3 separate regions of the Homo sapiens genome follow, and all the other regions are linked to region 2. Evidence: chromatin loops called from intact Hi-C (ENCODE). Cell type or tissue: dorsolateral prefrontal cortex. All regions are shown on one strand. Each heading gives the region's core, and the rest is flanking DNA. Links, peaks and the distances in the headings are about the cores only. Region 1 has its middle 27 kb from the start of PDE8A. Region 2 overlaps PDE8A (phosphodiesterase 8A). Region 3 overlaps PDE8A (phosphodiesterase 8A).

Region 1 (7,283 bases), core at 1,136-6,135, 90 kb before region 2:
CACAAACTTTATGTGAGAGGGGAATAAGTTTCTATCTCCTTTATGTTATTATTTGGGATCTCTTATATGAGCCTGCTAGTAGACAGGAAGAATAAGATAGGTGGCAAGAAGGAGCAGATTTGCCTCTTTCCTGCGGGGATCCTGATGAACAAATGGGAACAAGCTATTATTAACAAAGTGCCCATCATCCCTGCCTGGCACTCCTGGTTCTCTGGTAACATGGGGCTGGTACATTCACCTGGAGTCCTAAATGGGCCCGCTCCTTCTGACAAAGTCTAAATCTGAAACATACCTCCCACTGGCCACCAAGACTTCAGAGAAAAAAGAGAGACTCCTGATACATATCCGAGGGGAAGTGGAAAGAGAGCCAGATGGCCAAACTGCAAAGTTTTCCAATTTAGCTTCATGATGGGAAAACACCAGAGACAGAAGGCAAGGCGAGGCAAGGGAGGCTCACAGCAGTTTCCAGCCTCAGGCTTACAGAAGCAGGAGTCGGCAGAGGTCCATGTGCTGTGTATAACCTTTCAACACACAGTGACCTGATCCACTGGTAAGTGTGGCCCAGTCTACCCACTAAGATCCGTGTTCCCTCCCCTTGAAGAACAGCAAGGAACTAGAACAGGAGCTAGAAGAAGGACAGGCTTCTCAGGTCCCCATCCTGCTCCCCTCCCACCTGCCAAACACTGCAAATTATGTTGAGAGCAAAAAAGAACAAGGAAGAGATGATCCCACAAGGACTGCTTGGAGCAGTTTTCTCATCCTCACACAGGCTGTGTGGCTATCTGCTCTCTATACAGACATCTTTCCTATCTTTCCAAGGTGGGACTCATTTCTCATCTACAAGTAAGAAGGCAGTAACCCACAGATCAAGACTGCCAACCAGATGGACACACGAAATGCTGCTACACACTCTCCTACACGTCAGTAAATTCCTTGCATCCAATGACTCCATGTGCTTCAGTGACGGACCATGAGTGAGCCTGACCAGGCTGGAGATGCCACCACGCAGGTTACTTCCTCCACTCAGCCCCAACTGACAAAGGACACATTTTTATCCCAGCAAAACTTCTGTTTTTCTTTTTCCAAGAAAACAGAAAAGTCGCCGGGCACGGTGGCTTACGCCTGTAATCCCAGCACTTTGGGAGGCCGAGGCAGGAGAATCGCTTGAGCCCGGGAGTTTGAGACCAGCCTGGGCAACATGGTGAAACCAAGTCTCTACAAAAAAATACAAAAAAATTAGCCAGGTGTCGTGGTGCACGTCTGTAGTCCCAGCCACTCCTGGGAGGTCGAGGCTGCAGTGAGCTGTGATCGTGCCACTGCACTCCAGCCTGGAGAACAGAGTGAGACCCCGTCTCAAAAAATAAAAAAAATTTTTAATAATAAAGTATAAAGAAAAGTTATTTAAAGATAGAAAATTCACTTTATAAACAAAAGATTGCTTTTATCCCTTGAAACTTCCTTCCTCAATAAGATTCTTTTCTACTTTTAGAGGAGTCCATTGTTTATATTACCAAACTATTCTTTTCAATGCCATCGCATCAATTAGAAGACAAATAAGCTCCATCAAAGCATACAGCTTTCAAGGGATCTTTTCTTGGGCAGTGCCCAGAGGGCAGATATTTCTAATCTCTAATCCTTTTTGGATCTGGGGCATGTCATTATTTCAGTGTCAGCTGCTCTGAGCCAGAGTGTGGCCCGATGCTGCAGTCTGGGACCAGGGTCCTCCAGGTAGGCCCAGAACCCAGAGGTGAGAAAGTCTAATGGCTGGTATGGAAAAGACAGGGCCTCCTTCTGAAAAGTTCCGTAACTCGGTGAATCATCTTCAATGACTTAAACTGTTAGGAGTCTCAGGAAGTTCATGTCAAGAGCTCTCAACAGCTGGTGGGTTTTATCACTTAGAGGTGTGTCACTGTAATTAATTGATTCCTTTATAACAGTGGAAAGCCTGAGCCAGGTGGCTCACACCTGTAATCCCAGCACTTTGGGAGACTGAGGCTGGAAGATTGCTTTGAGCCCATGAGTTCAAGACCGGCCTGGGCAAGATAGCGAGACCTTGTCTCCACTAAAAATTTAAAAATTAGCCCAGCATGGTGACAAGCACCTGCAGTCCTAGGAGTCTGAGACAGGAGGATTGCTTGAGCTCAGGAATGTGAGGCTACAGTGAGCTGTGATCACACCACTGCACTCCAGCCTGGGTGACAGAGCAAGATGCAGTTTCAAAAATAAATAAGAAAAGTAGAAAAATATAATAGTGAAAGTACTGGAGTTTATGAATGATTTACCTCATTTGTAAAAAATGTATAAATCAGAGGGGTATATTACTTAGGATTCTTTTGGTTGCAAATGACAGACAACAAATCAAATAGCTTAGGAGAAGAGGAATGTATGGGCACCAGGAGGGATGAGGGTGTAGCTGCAGGCAGCTGGGCCTGGGGACTTCATGACTCTAGGGCTCTGCCTACCGCTGAGTTCCTGCTTTTGTTGTGTTTGTGTCTTCCTGCACTGTGACCTCCTTCTACTGAATTGGATTTCTCCATAAGACTGGACCATGGCCATCAGAAAATCATGGGTTCATATATTAGCTTGTTTTCCTGATAGCTAGTTGTGGCAAAGAAAGCAAACCTCCAAGAATGTGATTGATCTGTCAGGGACGTGTGCCCTCCTCCAGACCCATTGTTGAGGCCTAGAAAATGGGATAGGGTGATCAGTGTGGCCTGGCTCTTCTGCCCACCCCTGAAGCAATCACTGTGACCAGGGAGGTAGAAGCTGGCAGCTCCTATTTGAACAGAAAGGGAAGGAGGAGCAGTTTCCCACGAGATCGGGGGTGTTGTTTCCTGATGAAAGCAACCATTCTTTCCATTTATCTATAAAGATTTCAAATGATAGCATATCTTCAAAAATCTGAGATAATAGAAATAATGGAAATGTAGCGCTTGAAATAATTTAGGGAAAAAGGGACTAACGTTTTCTGAATGCTTATTGTGAGACAAGTTATTTGCATATGCTGTCCGTGTAATCCTTAAAAACAAACAAACTATGTGAGGTAGATATTATTATCCCCATTTTACCAACAAGGCAACTGAGACGTGGAGAAGTGAAGTGGTTTGCTCAAGGGCACACAGTTCAGCGGCTGAGCCAGGTTTTGAACCCAGTTCTGTTTGGTTTTAATGCCAGATACTTAACCATTGTAGCACGTTGGCTTCCTCATTGATCTGCCTAGTAAACAGGTATATGATATGTGTAAAATACTTTACATTATTTTTATTTTAATTAATAATACTGAGTCATTGTGGTATTTTTATGACATGGCTGCAAATTTTCTAACACTCCTCCCATGAAGCAGTCAGATCTATGTCCTCTCCCTGTTAATCTGGGCAGGCTTGTGACTGCTTTGAGAAAGACGGCATGGTAGGAATGATGCCATGTGACTTCTGAGGCTGGGTCATGAAAGCCCAGGCAGTTTTGGTCTTGTTCGCTGGGACACTCACTCTTAGCACTCTGACCCACCACAAAGAAAGAGTTCTCCCTGCTCTGTGGCTGCCACGCTGTGAGGAACCCAAGTCATCTGGAGGAGTAACATGTAGGCACCAGGTCAACTGTCCCAGCTGAGCCCAGCCTGCAAGTCATCATAGCCCAAGTGCCAGACACGAGCGAAAAAGCCTCTGGGTGGTTCCAGCCCACAGCCATTCGAATCTTCCCCACTGAGGCCTCAGACATCATGGAACTGAGACAAGCCATCCCCTTTGGTGCCCATCTAAATTCCTGAGACAGTGAATCCGAGAGCATAATGGATGGTAGTGGTTTTATGCAACGGGTTTGGGATGTTTATTCCATAGCAACAGATAACTGGAAGAGCCTCAGAACAGCAATCAAAGATGTCTGACCGTGAAGCATCTGGAATACAAGAAGATGAAACTGAGGAACGCTTTGCATCAGTAAAGTAGCAAAGTCATGATTTTTCCCAATACAGAAGCTCTTGGAACACTCGCGCTGCAGTCTCCCTTCTTCCACCAGGTGGGGTGGATGCATTGGTGGCTGCCTCCACAGCAGTTCCTCACGGAGCAGTGGAAGACTGGGTTTCTTTGGTTCAGCGGGACTGTGGCTGACCCCACCCCAGCTGGGATCCCTGGCTGCGAGGCTGCAGAGCACAGAGCCCCAGGAGGGCTTCGTTTTGGCTGCTGCTGGGAGCCTCTCCCTTTTGTGGGGGAGGTCGGTGCCTCTGAAGGAGGATAGAATCTGAAAACATATTCTCCTGGCAGGCTCTACCATCCCACTGCACTCCTATCAGGGTTGTGGACAGGAGGAGTCACTCTCTGTGTAATGCAGCCCCCTAGGTGCGGCTCAATTTTCCCTCCCATTGGACCTGAGGTAGGGGCATTGACCCCAGCCTTCCTGATCAAGGGATAGGATCCACAGCGAACCCCCAACTTCCTCCTTCCCTCTCCACATTTCCTTTTTCCCTTCCATTCAAATCAAAGTACAACAGATACTTGATTTTTAAAGTCAAATGGTACCATAGTTATATCAGCAACAATAACAGGAAAACATTTCGGTAATTCCCTCCCCATCCCTGACTTCTCCCCTTCAAACTCTTTCAGTCATTTCTGTTACTTACATCCATATTTCTAAGTAATGCATCCATACTGCTATTTTCTCAAATTAGTGATTTTAGATAGTGCCTTTTTACTCCCCATTACAGAAGATGAAGCATTAACTCTTTCATACCACCCCATATTCCATTTGTCCTCCCTTTCTCCTCCCAACATGGTAATATACAACTTTCAGAAAAAGCTGTATTCCATTAATGTGTTTCTGTCTGATTATGGCTATAAGACTTGTGCATTGGTGAGCCATGGAGCATATTATCATTACATTTCCTATCTTGCGCATTTTTCTCTCTCCCTTCCTTCCTTCCTTCCTTCTTTCTCTTCCTTCCTTCCTTTCTTTCTTTCTTTCTTTCTTTCCTTCTTTCTTTCTTTCTTTCTTTGTTTCTCTTTCCTTTTTCTTTCGACAGGGTCTCACTTTGTCACCCAGGCTGGAGTGCAGTGGCACAATCATGGCTCACTGCAGCCTCAACCTCCCAGGCTCAAGAGATCCTCCCACCTCAGCCTCCTGAGTAGCTGGGACTACAGGCGCACACCACCACACCTGACTAATTTTTACTTTTTTTTTTTTTTTTTTAATAGAGATAAGGTCTTCCTGTGTTGCTAAGGCTGATTTCAAACTTCTGAGCTCAAGCAATTTTCCTGCCATGGCCTCCCAAAGTGCTGGGATTACAGACGTGAGCTACTGCACCTGGCCTCTTGCACATCTTGTTCCTTCTGAACATATCACCATAATTCTTCTAATTTAAGACAGTAAGATGTGCCATTTTTTATGTACCACTAAGAAAGAACACTCCCAACTAAACTGTGACACTCCATTGTTTGTAGGATGCATCTCCATATCAGAAATGTTAAAATGTGAAAAATTTATGCATTTTCAAATCCATATACCTTGTTTTTTTGTTTTTGTTGCTTAGATTTCTTTTTAACTGTCATTATTTCTTCCCAAATTTGTTAAGAAAATTATTTTTAATTTTTAAACAACTTTATTGACATATAATGATATACTATAAAATTACCCTATAGTGTAAAATTCAATGGTTTTTAGTATATTTAGTTGTACAGCCCATCACCAGAATCTATTTAAGAATATTGTCATCACCCGAGAAGTCATTCCCCAACTCCATTCTTTTGCACGTAGTTTTTTGTTTGTTTGTTTTGTTTTGTTTTGTTTTTTGAGACAGAGTCTCACTCTGTTGCCCAGACTGGAGTGCAGTGGCGCAGTCTCCACTCACTGCAACCTCTGCCTCCTGGGTTCAAGCGATTCTTGTGCCTCAGCCTCCTGAGTGGCTGGGAGTACAGGCGAACGCCACCACGCCCAGCTAATTTTTGTATTTTTAGTAAAGACAGCATTTTGCCACATTGGCCAGGCTGGTCTCAAACTCCTGGCCTCAAGTGATCCACCCATCTATGCCTCCCAAATTTCTGGGATTACAGGCATGAGCCACCATGCCTGGCCGACAACACTATTCTCTCTGATTGAATTGTTTTGGCACCGTTGTCAAAAATCAATTGACCATAATATGAGGGTTTATTTTTGAGCTCTTAATTCTATTCCATTTATCTGTAGTCTATCCTCATGCCACTACCACACTATTTTGATTACTGTAGCTTTGTAGGAAGGTTTGGAATCAGGAAGTATGAGTCTTCCATCTTTGTTATTCTTTTTAAAGATTGTTTAAGCTATTCTAGTTCCCTTGCATTTCCATATGAATTTTAAAATCACCTCATCAATTTCTGCAAAAAACCCAGCTGAGATTTTGATAGAGATTGCATTGAATATGTAGATCAATTTGAGGGGTACATCCAGTTTAAAATATTAAGTCCTCTGATCCATGAACATGGGATGCCTCTCCGTTTGCTTAGATCTTCTTTAATTTCTTTCAACAATGTTTTGTAGTTTTCATTGTACAAGTCTTGCACTTCATTTATTAAATTTATTCCTAAGTACTTAGAATTTCTGAAGAAAACAGAATTGTTTTCTTCATTTTGTCATTGGATTGCCCATTGTAGAAATATACTTGATTTTTGTATATTGGTCTTATATCCAGAGAAAATTGTTTATATATATAAATCCGCAAGCTCTGAGAGCTATTTTCTATAAGGTCCTATATCTGATTCCCTCTTTTCCCGAGATGTTCCTTCTGGAACCCTGTGTTATCTTATTCCACCTGGTTCTCTTCAGGCCTGCTGCTGCTCAGCTGTCACCCTGGGACTTGCTTACACCTCTCTTGGGTGGATGTCCTATTTTTGGAACCCTTGTCTTTCTCTTTCTTGGGTTATTCCCTCATTTTGGTAGAACACCTGAGAAAGTATACACAAGAGATCAAATTTTGTGAAAAATTGCATATCTGAAAATGTCTTTATTCTACCATCACACTTGGTTAATAGCTTAGTAGGGAATATAATCTAGGTTTGGAAATCACTTCCTCTTACAGTTTTTTGTTTGTTTGTTTGTTTGTTTGAGGCAGGGTCTCATTCTATTACCCAGCCTGGAGTACAGTGGTGCAACCGTAGCTTACTGAAGCTTTGGTCTCTCAGACTCAAGCCATCCTCCCACCTCAGCCTCCCAAATAGCTGGGACTACAGGAAGGCACCACCAAACCTGGTTAATTTTAAAATTTCTTTTATAGAGATGAGATATCATTATGTTGCCCAGGATGGTCTCAAAATTTTTTT
Region 2 (5,000 bases), core at 1-5,000:
TGGTTTAATACAAGAAGGAGGCTGGGGTTAACAATTTACTCTTTGTTGCAGATTTTTTTCAGATAGCTTTCAGTCTCAAAACTCACTTTCTACCCAAAGCTATGACAGAGATAGCATGTTTAGCTTCCCTACCTGGTCAAGGATGCCTTCTTTGTTCTAGAACCAAAGTAGGGGCTTTATGAATGGTTGTGCATCCACTTCCAGTAGTAATGGCTATACATTATGGAGCACTTAACTGTGTGGCGGGTACTGCACAGAGTGCTTCATATCTGTTACTCATTTAATCTTCACAATCACTATTTTCCAAGTGAAGCTTAGCAAAGTGAAGAAACTCACAGTTTTTCAGAAAGGGTCACAGTTCAAACCCCATATCTGTCTAACCTCCAGAATACGGGTTATGGGAACTGTGGGTGATTCTAGATAATTCGATTGTGTGGATTGTCATTCTCATTGTAATCTCCTTAAATCTCATTAAAGCTCATTAGCCAACCCAATAAAACCTAGGCTGGCCTTTGCAGTCAGGATGCTAGTAGTGATCAGGTATGCAGGCAAACAGCTGTAGAACCTCCAGACAAGGCTCTCTGTCTGAATATACAGTGTGTTACAGAAACATGATTGACAAATGTAAATATTCCTGAAATAGATTCATCTGAGAGAGAGGCATGCTGCTAATTTGTTAATCAATTGATTTGGTATCCATATCACCCATGCCTGCTGAATTCAGTTTTTCTTTAGAAGGGAGTTAAATAAATAGCACTGAGTTCTCAACCTTTGGCTCCCTGCTCCCTGGGGCAGCCTGTAGACCCCCCTTTTCATTCTGACAGATGAATAGGCAAGTGATCAGTTTTGTCTTTTGGGAGGGTGGAGGGAAGAGGTAGATTCTAGTCTGGCCTCCATGATTTTATACCTCAGATTGCCACATTGGATTTGAGGATCCTCAGATCTCAGTGACATGTTTGAAGAAGATCTCGGATTGGGTTATCTCTCCTATAGTTGACTATTCTCATTTTTCTATGGGTTAATTCTTACTAGTTTTACTTTCAAAGGTAATTTTAACATTTCGGGAAAACTTACATTTGTCCCCTGTATTTAATACGTTAATACGATATTTAAGAACTAGATCCTACTTTGTACAGTATTTCAAGGTATCATGAAATTAATGGTTTTTTGTTTGTTTGTTTGTTTGTTTGTTTGTTTTTTTGAGGCAGGGTCTTACTCTGTCGCCCAGGCTGGAGTGCAGTCGTGTGATCTTGGCACACTGCAACCTCTGCCTCCCGGGTTCAGGTGATTCTCCTGCCTCAGCCTCCTGAGTAGCTGGGACTACAGGTGCCCACCACCACGCCAAGCTAATTTTTGGTATTTTTAGTAGAGACAGGGTTTCACCATATTGGCCAGGCTGGTCTCGAACTCCTGACCTTGTGATCCACCCACCTTGGCCTCCCAAAGTGCTGGGATTACAGGCGTGAGGCACCACACCCAGCCAGTGTGTTCTGAAAGAAATAGTGCTTTGGAAAAATACAGTTTAAAAAAATGCCTTGTAATATGTATGTGCATTATAGAATTATAATTTCATAGCAAAAGCTTCTTGGAAAATATTTGCTGTAGATATTTAGAATTTATTGGGCATTTACTCATTGTCAGGCATTGTGGTAACTACTTGAAATAGCTTATTTAATCTGGATATCATTTTTTGCCCAACACTACGGGTTTGGGAAAAAAGGATGTGCATGATTTCACCCCAGTATATAACTAGAATTTGCAATCAGTCAGGGTAACATACACAAGGTTCACAGTAAATATTTACTGTTTAAATCGACTGATGGGAAAATCAGGAACAGGTAGGGGGAGGAAAGAGACTATGACAGTGGGGGACAGATAAAGAGTCTGGGAGAAGAACCAGGGAAAGCAGCTGAGAACTTTGCCTCAAGAGTAGACCTTGGTGCCATCTTGTGGGTGGATCTGGAAAGGACCAAGCAGATGCACATCAGTTGCTACTAAGATGCCTTGCAGAGCCCCAAATTTCCATGCCACAATGATAGAAAACTGCAAATCAGATAATCAGAACTCTGGTCTAGGAATCAGTGGATCTTAGTGATGGAATCAGTGTCCTGTCCATCAGCAAGTCCTGATCACTCTCTCCAAAACACATCCTAAATCTGTTTATCTCTGTGGCCGGCCCCAGGCCAAGCCACCATCTTCTCTTGTTTGGACTACTGCAGAAGCTTCCTTATTGGCCTTGCCTCTACTCTCATCCTCCCGTAGTTCATTCTCCATTGGCAGCCAAAGACATCTTTTTTAGAAAGAAGAATCAGATTATGTCACTTCTTTGTATAAAACCTTTAAGCGGCTTTTCATGAAATTTAGAATAAAATTCAAATGTCTTGTCCTGCCTTAGAAAACTCTGCATCGTATGACCCCTGCTTAGCTGTAACTTCATCTCATGACCTTCTTTGTATGGCCCCTGCTTAGCTGTAACCTCATCTCTTGACCTTCTTCCTCTTTGTTTCCTCCAGTGTCCCACCTTATTTCCACTGTAGGTCCTGTGCACTAGCTGTTCCTCTGCCTGGTACTCCTTCCTCCACCTCTTGCATGGTTGGCTACTTCCTGTCATTCAGATCTCACCTCCTGCATTGCTGCCTCAGAGGGGCCTTCCTTGACTCTGATTCAGTTACTCTCCATCACATCTTTCCCTGTTGTTAATCAGAGATATTGTCTGTCTTGCTGTCTATTGAATCCTCAATGCCTAGGAGACCATTTGGCACATAGTGGATGTTCAGTAAAGATCTGTCAGAAGGATAAATGCTGTTTTCCAGTTTCTTGATCTTTTTCCAGCTAGATACAGATTACGGCCAGGTTATTTTAGACTTTTCCTAATAGAGCATGAAAAGATCACAGGAATTAAATTCAGACAGAACTGGGTCCCATTCCTGCAACTACTGCTTACCAACTATTTGACCATACTTCTCTGAGTGTCAGCTTCTTCATCAATAAAATGGAGTTAATGAGCTTACCTTGCTCATAAGGTAAGAACTAAATTGGACTTAAATATGATTGGATCCAAAGTATTTACGTGTTAGATACTTTTTTCTATTAAAACTGACTGGACCATGTTGTTATTTGCATTTTCCTCTCCTGCTACCCAAGGGACAGGATTAGGTTCTTTGTACTCCTAGTATCTAGCACTGCACTTGTCTTACAGTAATAGGTGGTCCACAAGTGTCTGGATTTAGACTCTTCCACACCTAAGAACTGGTATCTCCTGACTCTTTCCAGGCTGTGTCCCTTTGATCACATTATTTCTCTTTGTCCAGAGAGAGAAACAGATGGTCACTGGTTGTACATGGAAAGCCTGAAGGGATAGTATGGTTCAGACCAAAATTGGATTTATGTCTTTACTGCAGTTCCTGGGTTTTGTATACAATTAATGTAAATTGACCCCAGGATAACTTTCTGTTTCTAATAAAAGGATGAAGGAAAAAAAGAGATCGATCATATGATTGTTTTGTAGTTCCTAGGACTTAGGCTCTTCGTAAGATTCTTCTTTCTGTTTCTTTTTTTTTTTTTTTTTTTTAAGACAGAGTCTCGCCCTGTCACCCAGGCTGGAGTACAGTGGCTCTGTCTCAGCTCAGTGCAATCTCTGCCTCCCAGGTTCAATCCCTCCTGAGTAGCTGGGATTACAGGCACCCACCACACCTGGCTAATTTTTGTATTTTTAGTAGAGACAGGGTTTTACTATGTTGGCTAGGCTGGTCTTGAGCTCCTGACCTCAGGTGATCTGCCCGCCTCGGCCTCCCAAAGTGCTGGGATTACAGGCGTGAGGCACCACGCCCAGCCATTCTTTCTGTTTCTTAATGGAATAAAGTACCTATGAAATTACTCTGAAAACTACAAGTCCTGTATTACATACATATATTTATGTAATAAGCTGGTATGAGTATAATTTCTAGATAAATGATTGGTTTAAAAAGATTAGCTGTTGACTGCACATTAATTCCAAAATATTTTTTGAATACCATGTACTAGACACTGTTTTGGGTGTTGGGAATATAGTAATGAATAAAGCAGGTAAATCCCTGTTGTTATAGAACTCTGTATTCCAGTGGGAGAAACAGACAAAAAAGAAGATAGATAATAAAATATGTAGTATACCAAATGGTGATTGGGAGCTAAGAAATAAAAACAAAGCAGGCAAGGGATAGGGAGGGTAGAGGGGAGTAGAAATTTTACAGAGGTTGGAATTATATATCTATTTTCTTTCTCACCCACCCCTAATCAAGATTTGTAACATAATAACTTTGCCTTCTAATACCACATCTAAATGATGTTAGATCAGTTAGGCAAACGAAATCAAAACTTCTAATAATTTGTTTCATATATCTGTAAACCATATTTACAAAAAGTTTTACTTTTCAATATTAAAATGCAAATCAACACCATCATATTGTCTGATATCCTAATATTATAACCTTTTTAAATAATCTTAATACATTCACAAATATTTAAAAGTATAAAAGATTAAGAACGTGTATAATTACTGATATCAGCTATTGAACATACTTTTGTTTCTATATTGCTTAAAAATGTCAGTTGCTTTTAAAGCTGAAAGATAAAATCAAAGCTATGCTATTTAAATTTATTTGAAATGATTATTCCCTTGTAAATATTAATGTGAAAAATAAATTATTATTAAGAGGGCTGTGACCTGAAACCTTAGGTCAGTTTGATTATGATTTCCATACATAAAGAAAGGATGGATACAAGAATTCCAGAAGTTCCAGTCCTCTTTTCTAGAGCAGTCAGGAAGTTGTTTACTCTTTGAGGGCCCACTGCTGACGTCTGCTCACTGAGTAATGTCATCAGATTTCCTGGTGGTGGTTATTTTGGGGGGAGCAGTGGCAAGTAGTTGTCCGGCTGTTAGGAGACTCTGCTCCATAGAGGTCCTGAGAGCCGGATATACCCCGTAGACAGGATGTAAGGTTAAATGCAATCTAGTTAAGTAA
Region 3 (5,000 bases), core at 1-5,000, 76 kb after region 2:
CACCTAAATGTTCTCAGATTCATCTCCTGCTGCTGTCCCAGTGAGGCCCCCCGCAATCCTTTCGCATCTGGGCAGTTCCAAACTAGAATTCTTGCCTGCCCTGCCTCCCATGGAATGCCCTTACCCTACTGCCAATGTGATCTTTCTGAAACAGCATACCTGATATTGTCATTCCCAGGAGCAGCTTCCCACCTCCCTCAGGATTTAAACTTTAAACTCTACAGCTCTCCACACTCACCTCAACAATGAGCTCCTCTCATCATTTCTTCTCCTTTGTCCCAGTCACAGGCCACTTTTGGGCCATGCCAAACCACTTTAGTTTCTGAAGCTTCTGCCCTTGACCTGTTGCTCCCTTGACTGGGGCCTAAGATGACTGCAGTCATGCAGGGCCAGGGCAAGTGGCTCCTGGCTGCATTTCCTCCTCTGTATCACGGGACTAGCATTTGGCAGAGAGCAAAGCAGAAGATGACATCTGGCACACACAGGGAGTGAACAAGTGTTCATTCCTCACCTTGAAGGGTAAACCTTCTCAGAACTTTCCGTGCTCCCTCTGGTTCTTATTTCTGTTTTTGTTTTTTGTTTTTTTCCAGAAAAAATCAAATCAGACTGTAGGTAAAATAGGGTGTCCAGAGAAGGGGACTGTTTTCTAAATTATGAAAACAAGTAACAACAGAGGGACATCTGTGTCAATATGGCTCAGCATATAAAGAACCCAATTTTTGCTGTATTGCTTTTAAACTACTCTATAGACAACATACAAATATATATTTAGAGAGCTAACTGAAAACAGTTTATTAGAGCATTTATTGAAATGTCATGGTGGCTCACACCTGTAATCCCAGTACTTTGGGATACCAAGGCAGATGGATCAGGAATTCGAGACCAGCCTAGCCAACATGGTGAAACACCATCTCTACTAAAAATAGAAAAATTAGCTGGGCATGGTGGTGCAGGCCTATAATCCAGCTACTTGAGAGGCTGAGGCAGGAGAATCACTTGAACCCAGGAGGTGGAGGTTGCAGTGAGCCAAGATCATGCTATTGCATTGCAGCCTGGGTGACAGAGCAAGACTCTCGTCTCAAAAAAAAAAAAACATTTATTGAAATGTAATTCACATACCATACTATTTGCGCACTTAAAATTTAAATTATTGAATTTTAATTTAAATCAATTTAAATAAATTTGCAAGGCTGATTTATTAGCTATACATCTCAAGAGTCTGTAGGGTATTTCCAAAAATGATCTTATACTGGGACATAATGTGTTGAACTTCTAAACTTCATAGGCTATATTTTCTAACCACAACACAACAAAATAGAATAACTAATGGTTAAATTTAAAATATCAGCTACAACAAATGAGAAAATATTCTGAATAATTTGGGAATCAACAAAGAAATAAAACCAAAAATGACATTAGTTAGAAAATAACAAAAATGAGAAGCTTATCTGTCAAAACCTATAGAATGAAGCCAATTATATAGTTAAAGGTTTATGTTTTAAATGCCTTAATTACTTTTAAAAGGGAAGAAAAAAAACATGGGAAAAGCAAAATGATAATCCAGTGTGGCTCTTGGAAATAACCAAGAAAATAGGTGAAGTTCTAGCCAAACTAGTTAAGATATAAAGACACAAAAATATACAAATTTACAGCAGAAAATAGAAGTACTGCACACATATGTACTAAATCAAAAGCTTTAAAATAGTTTTAATGGAATGTTTTAAATTAAATTGATGTAAGAAGTAAAAAAACAAAAAAAAAAAACAAAAGAGGCCAATAACATGGAAGTAATTTTAGTAATTTTTAAATTATTATTTAATTTCTTCAAAAGTTGGCTCCTGACCCAGATGGACAGGTGAATTCTTTAGCCCTTTAAGGAATTTTTCCATGTTACATAAAACTTTTCAGAGTCTTGAAAAAGATGGAAAACTTCCAGATCATTTTGTCAAACTCACAAAACTCTGACATCAACCTGACAAAGATAGCACTAAAAGGGGGAAGAAAACTAAATCAATTCCCAGTTAATGTAAGTGGTGCCTATTTTAAATTTTATTTAAAATTGTTTCTCTCCTTTATTAATATTAGTTTATGCTGGTCTAAGTCAATATCTCAGACTAAGGACTTTTTTGGTGATGGGTCTAGAGAAAGACTGGCTGAGGAGGTGACTCCTATCTGTTGAGAACACCTGTATTTTGGTAAGTCCTTAACTTGTGTGAGACTAACAAATATGCAGAAATATAACTGTTTCAGGGTGGAGATAGGAAAACTAGATTTGCTCACGTAGTATGCTTTTCTTAGAAATCTGAAATATTCTTACCTGAAAGTAATAGGGGAGAAAGAAAACTATACAGAAGGCTTCCTTGCCTTCAGTGTCATACCCCAGTTTTTAAAAGCTCTCTTGTTTTCAGGAAACTTTAGATCCAATTGATGAGGTCGCTGCACTCATCGCAGCCACCATTCATGATGTGGATCACCCTGGGAGAACCAACTCCTTCCTGTGTAATGCTGGAAGTGAGCTGGCCATTTTGTACAATGACACTGCTGTGCTGGAGAGCCACCATGCGGCCTTGGCCTTCCAGCTGACCACTGGAGATGATAAATGCAATATATTTAAAAACATGGAGAGGTAAGAACAATGATTGGGAAGTGTGTTGATCCCTCTCTTTCTTTTTTAAACAGCTATATTGAGATATAATTCACATCTTATACAGTTCACCCATTTAAAGTGCACAAAGTATACAGTGGGCCGGACATAGTGGCTCATGCCTATAATCCCAGCACTTTGGGAGGCTGAGACAGGAGAAATCACTTGAGCCCAGGAGTTTGAGACCAGCCTGGGCAACGTAGGGAGACCCTGTCTCTACAAAAGGAAAAAAAAAATTAGCCAGGCTCGGTGGTTGTGTCTGTAGTCCCAGCTACTCGGGAGGCTAAGGTGGGAGGATTGCTTGAGCCCAGGAGGCTGAGGCTGCGGCTGCAGTGAACCGTGATCACACCACTGCACTCCAGCTTGAGCAACAGAGCCTTCCCTGATCTCTCATGCTAAGTTAAACCCTCTAATTATTCAATCCCAGATTTCTTCATAGCACGTATCACATTTCTTATTTAATAATTACTTTTTAATTATTTGCGTAATGTCTGATTAGATTCTTAAGCTCTGTAAGGTCACAAGGGTCATATGTCACTGTGCCCTCGGTGCCCTCAGTGCCACAGTGCTTGGTACATACTAGAGCGAGACCCTGTCTCAAAATAATAATAACATGTACAGTGGTTTTTAGTATATTCATAGTGGTTTTAGTATATTCATAGAGTTGTGCAACTCATAGTATATTCAATTTTAGAATATTACCCCTTCGATAGAACCTCAAATTTATGAGCAGTTCCTTTCCATTCCCCCTCAACTCCCCTAGTCCTAGACAACTACTGTGATCTACTTTCTGTCTCTATAGATTTGCCATTTCTGGACATTTTATGTAAATGGAATCATACACAATATGTGATCTTTTGTAACTAGCTTTTTTCACTTAGCACAATGTTTTTAAGATTCAGCCGCTTTGTGTCTGGATGTTTCAAGGTGAAGTATAATGCTGATATCTTGAGCTCTTAGAGACTCAAAGAAGCAGTCATCTATCTCTCTCCCTGAAGCACTCCACTCTGCCCTCCTGTGCTCAGCATACATCTCCTTGGCATTGTCTCTGTTTACATGTCACTTCCTTGGGGAAGCCTTCCCTGATCTCTCATGCTAAGTTTAACCCTCTAATTATTCAATCCCAGATTTCTTCGTAGCACGTATCACATTTCTTATTTAATAATTATTTTTAATGATTTGTGTAATGTCTGATTAGATTCTTAAGCTCTGTAAGGTCACAAGGGTCATATGTCACTGTGTCCTCAGTGCCACAGTGCTTGGTACATACTAGGAACTTAGTGAATATCAGTTGAAGAAAGAAAAAACATTGTGTCATGAAGAATACTTATTAATATGGATTTTTAAAGAAGAGGATTTTTGATTTTGTAAAACTCCTTTCTGCCATGTTCTAGGATTTCAGAGGTGGAGTTAAAGTAGTTTCTATTCATATTTGCTTATAGTTACATCAGTTATCAATGGAAAACTACATGAGACCCTATTAACTTTCCAGAGAAAGTTTTCTACTCAACTGCAGAAAAGGGATTGAATAGAGACTTTGTTTCATATTCATACCCCTTCAAATTTTGAATTACATGGATTACCCCTTCAAGAAATGAATTTTTTAAAGTACTAAAATAAAAGCAAGGGTTAGAGGTGGAGGTATCAAGTACTCCCTATGATTTCGCAGCTTTCAGAAGATCGGTCCTCACATTCTATGGGCACTAAAATGGTTGGGCCTCAAGACACCTCCATGTGGGGTATATTCTTTCTAACCACAGATTTCTATCTTCATTGACAAGATAAACACTGCAACTATAAGTTTTGCCTATAGCTTTTGGTTTTAACTTCTTTTGAGGTTCTCCTTGCTAACGATCTAGGCACTAACCCCTAACTTCCATGTCTTTTTAAAATGTGCCTTGTGGCTTTCAGTGGCATTAGATTTATAGCTGCAGAGGACACATACCTGGATAACAGATTGTTTTCAGGAGTACCTGTCTGGTCTGGATCAGTAATTTGTAGCAGCCTCTAATTTGTCATCGAAAACAGGAATGATTATCGGACACTGCGCCAGGGGATTATCGACATGGTCTTAGCCACAGAAATGACAAAGCACTTTGAGCATGTCAACAAATTTGTCAACAGCATCAACAAACCCTTGGCAACACTAGAAGAAAATGGGGTAAGGGAAACTTATTGCAAAGAGAACCTGTGTTTGGGGTCCTTGTACTGTTGTGTTATGGAGACACATGGGCTATGATATCAGCCACAGAAGGGTTCCCTCAGTGAGTCTATTAGACTCTTACAGGGACAGAACTAATGGGATACACACACACACACACACACACACACACACACACACACACACACACACAAA

What was found. Hi-C counts contacts between places; a loop is a spot of excess contacts. Peaks named below come from ENCODE experiments on the same cell type or tissue, not always from the same donor. Only the 100,000 strongest peaks of a DNase experiment are listed, where the experiment ranks them.
Region 1: a loop joins it to region 2, with 6 times the contacts of the local background. A loop is called at or near these places in 96 of 110 quality-filtered maps.
Region 3: a loop joins it to region 2, with 4 times the contacts of the local background. A loop is called at or near these places in 5 of 110 quality-filtered maps.

What each region holds. Positions count from the first base shown.
Region 1 is chr15:84,951,504-84,958,786 of GRCh38, forward strand. It overlaps a transcript of SLC28A1 not described here. Among named protein-coding and RNA genes, the nearest start is that of PDE8A, 27 kb to the right of the region's middle. In dorsolateral prefrontal cortex, for the core only: CTCF peaks have their summits at 4,010 and 4,210; a DNase peak (open chromatin) is centred at 4,028; H3K4me3 peaks cover 815 bases; H3K27ac peaks cover 1,016 bases.
Region 2 is chr15:85,042,515-85,047,514 of GRCh38, forward strand. All of the region lies in intron 1 of PDE8A (phosphodiesterase 8A), which reads left to right. Among named protein-coding and RNA genes, the nearest start is that of PDE8A, 63 kb to the left of the region's middle. RefSeq lists enhancers at 1,943-2,022, 4,671-4,840. In dorsolateral prefrontal cortex, for the core only: a CTCF peak has its summit at 1,961 (motif pointing left); DNase peaks (open chromatin) are centred at 1,957 and 4,858; H3K4me3 peaks cover 526 bases; H3K27ac peaks cover 5,000 bases.
Region 3 is chr15:85,118,389-85,123,388 of GRCh38, forward strand. PDE8A (phosphodiesterase 8A) reads left to right here. Exons shown (of 22, transcript NM_002605.3): 18 at 2,409-2,626; 19 at 4,673-4,805. Among named protein-coding and RNA genes, the nearest start is that of PDE8A, 140 kb to the left of the region's middle. In dorsolateral prefrontal cortex, for the core only: a CTCF peak has its summit at 2,557; a DNase peak (open chromatin) is centred at 2,533; H3K27ac peaks cover 3,395 bases.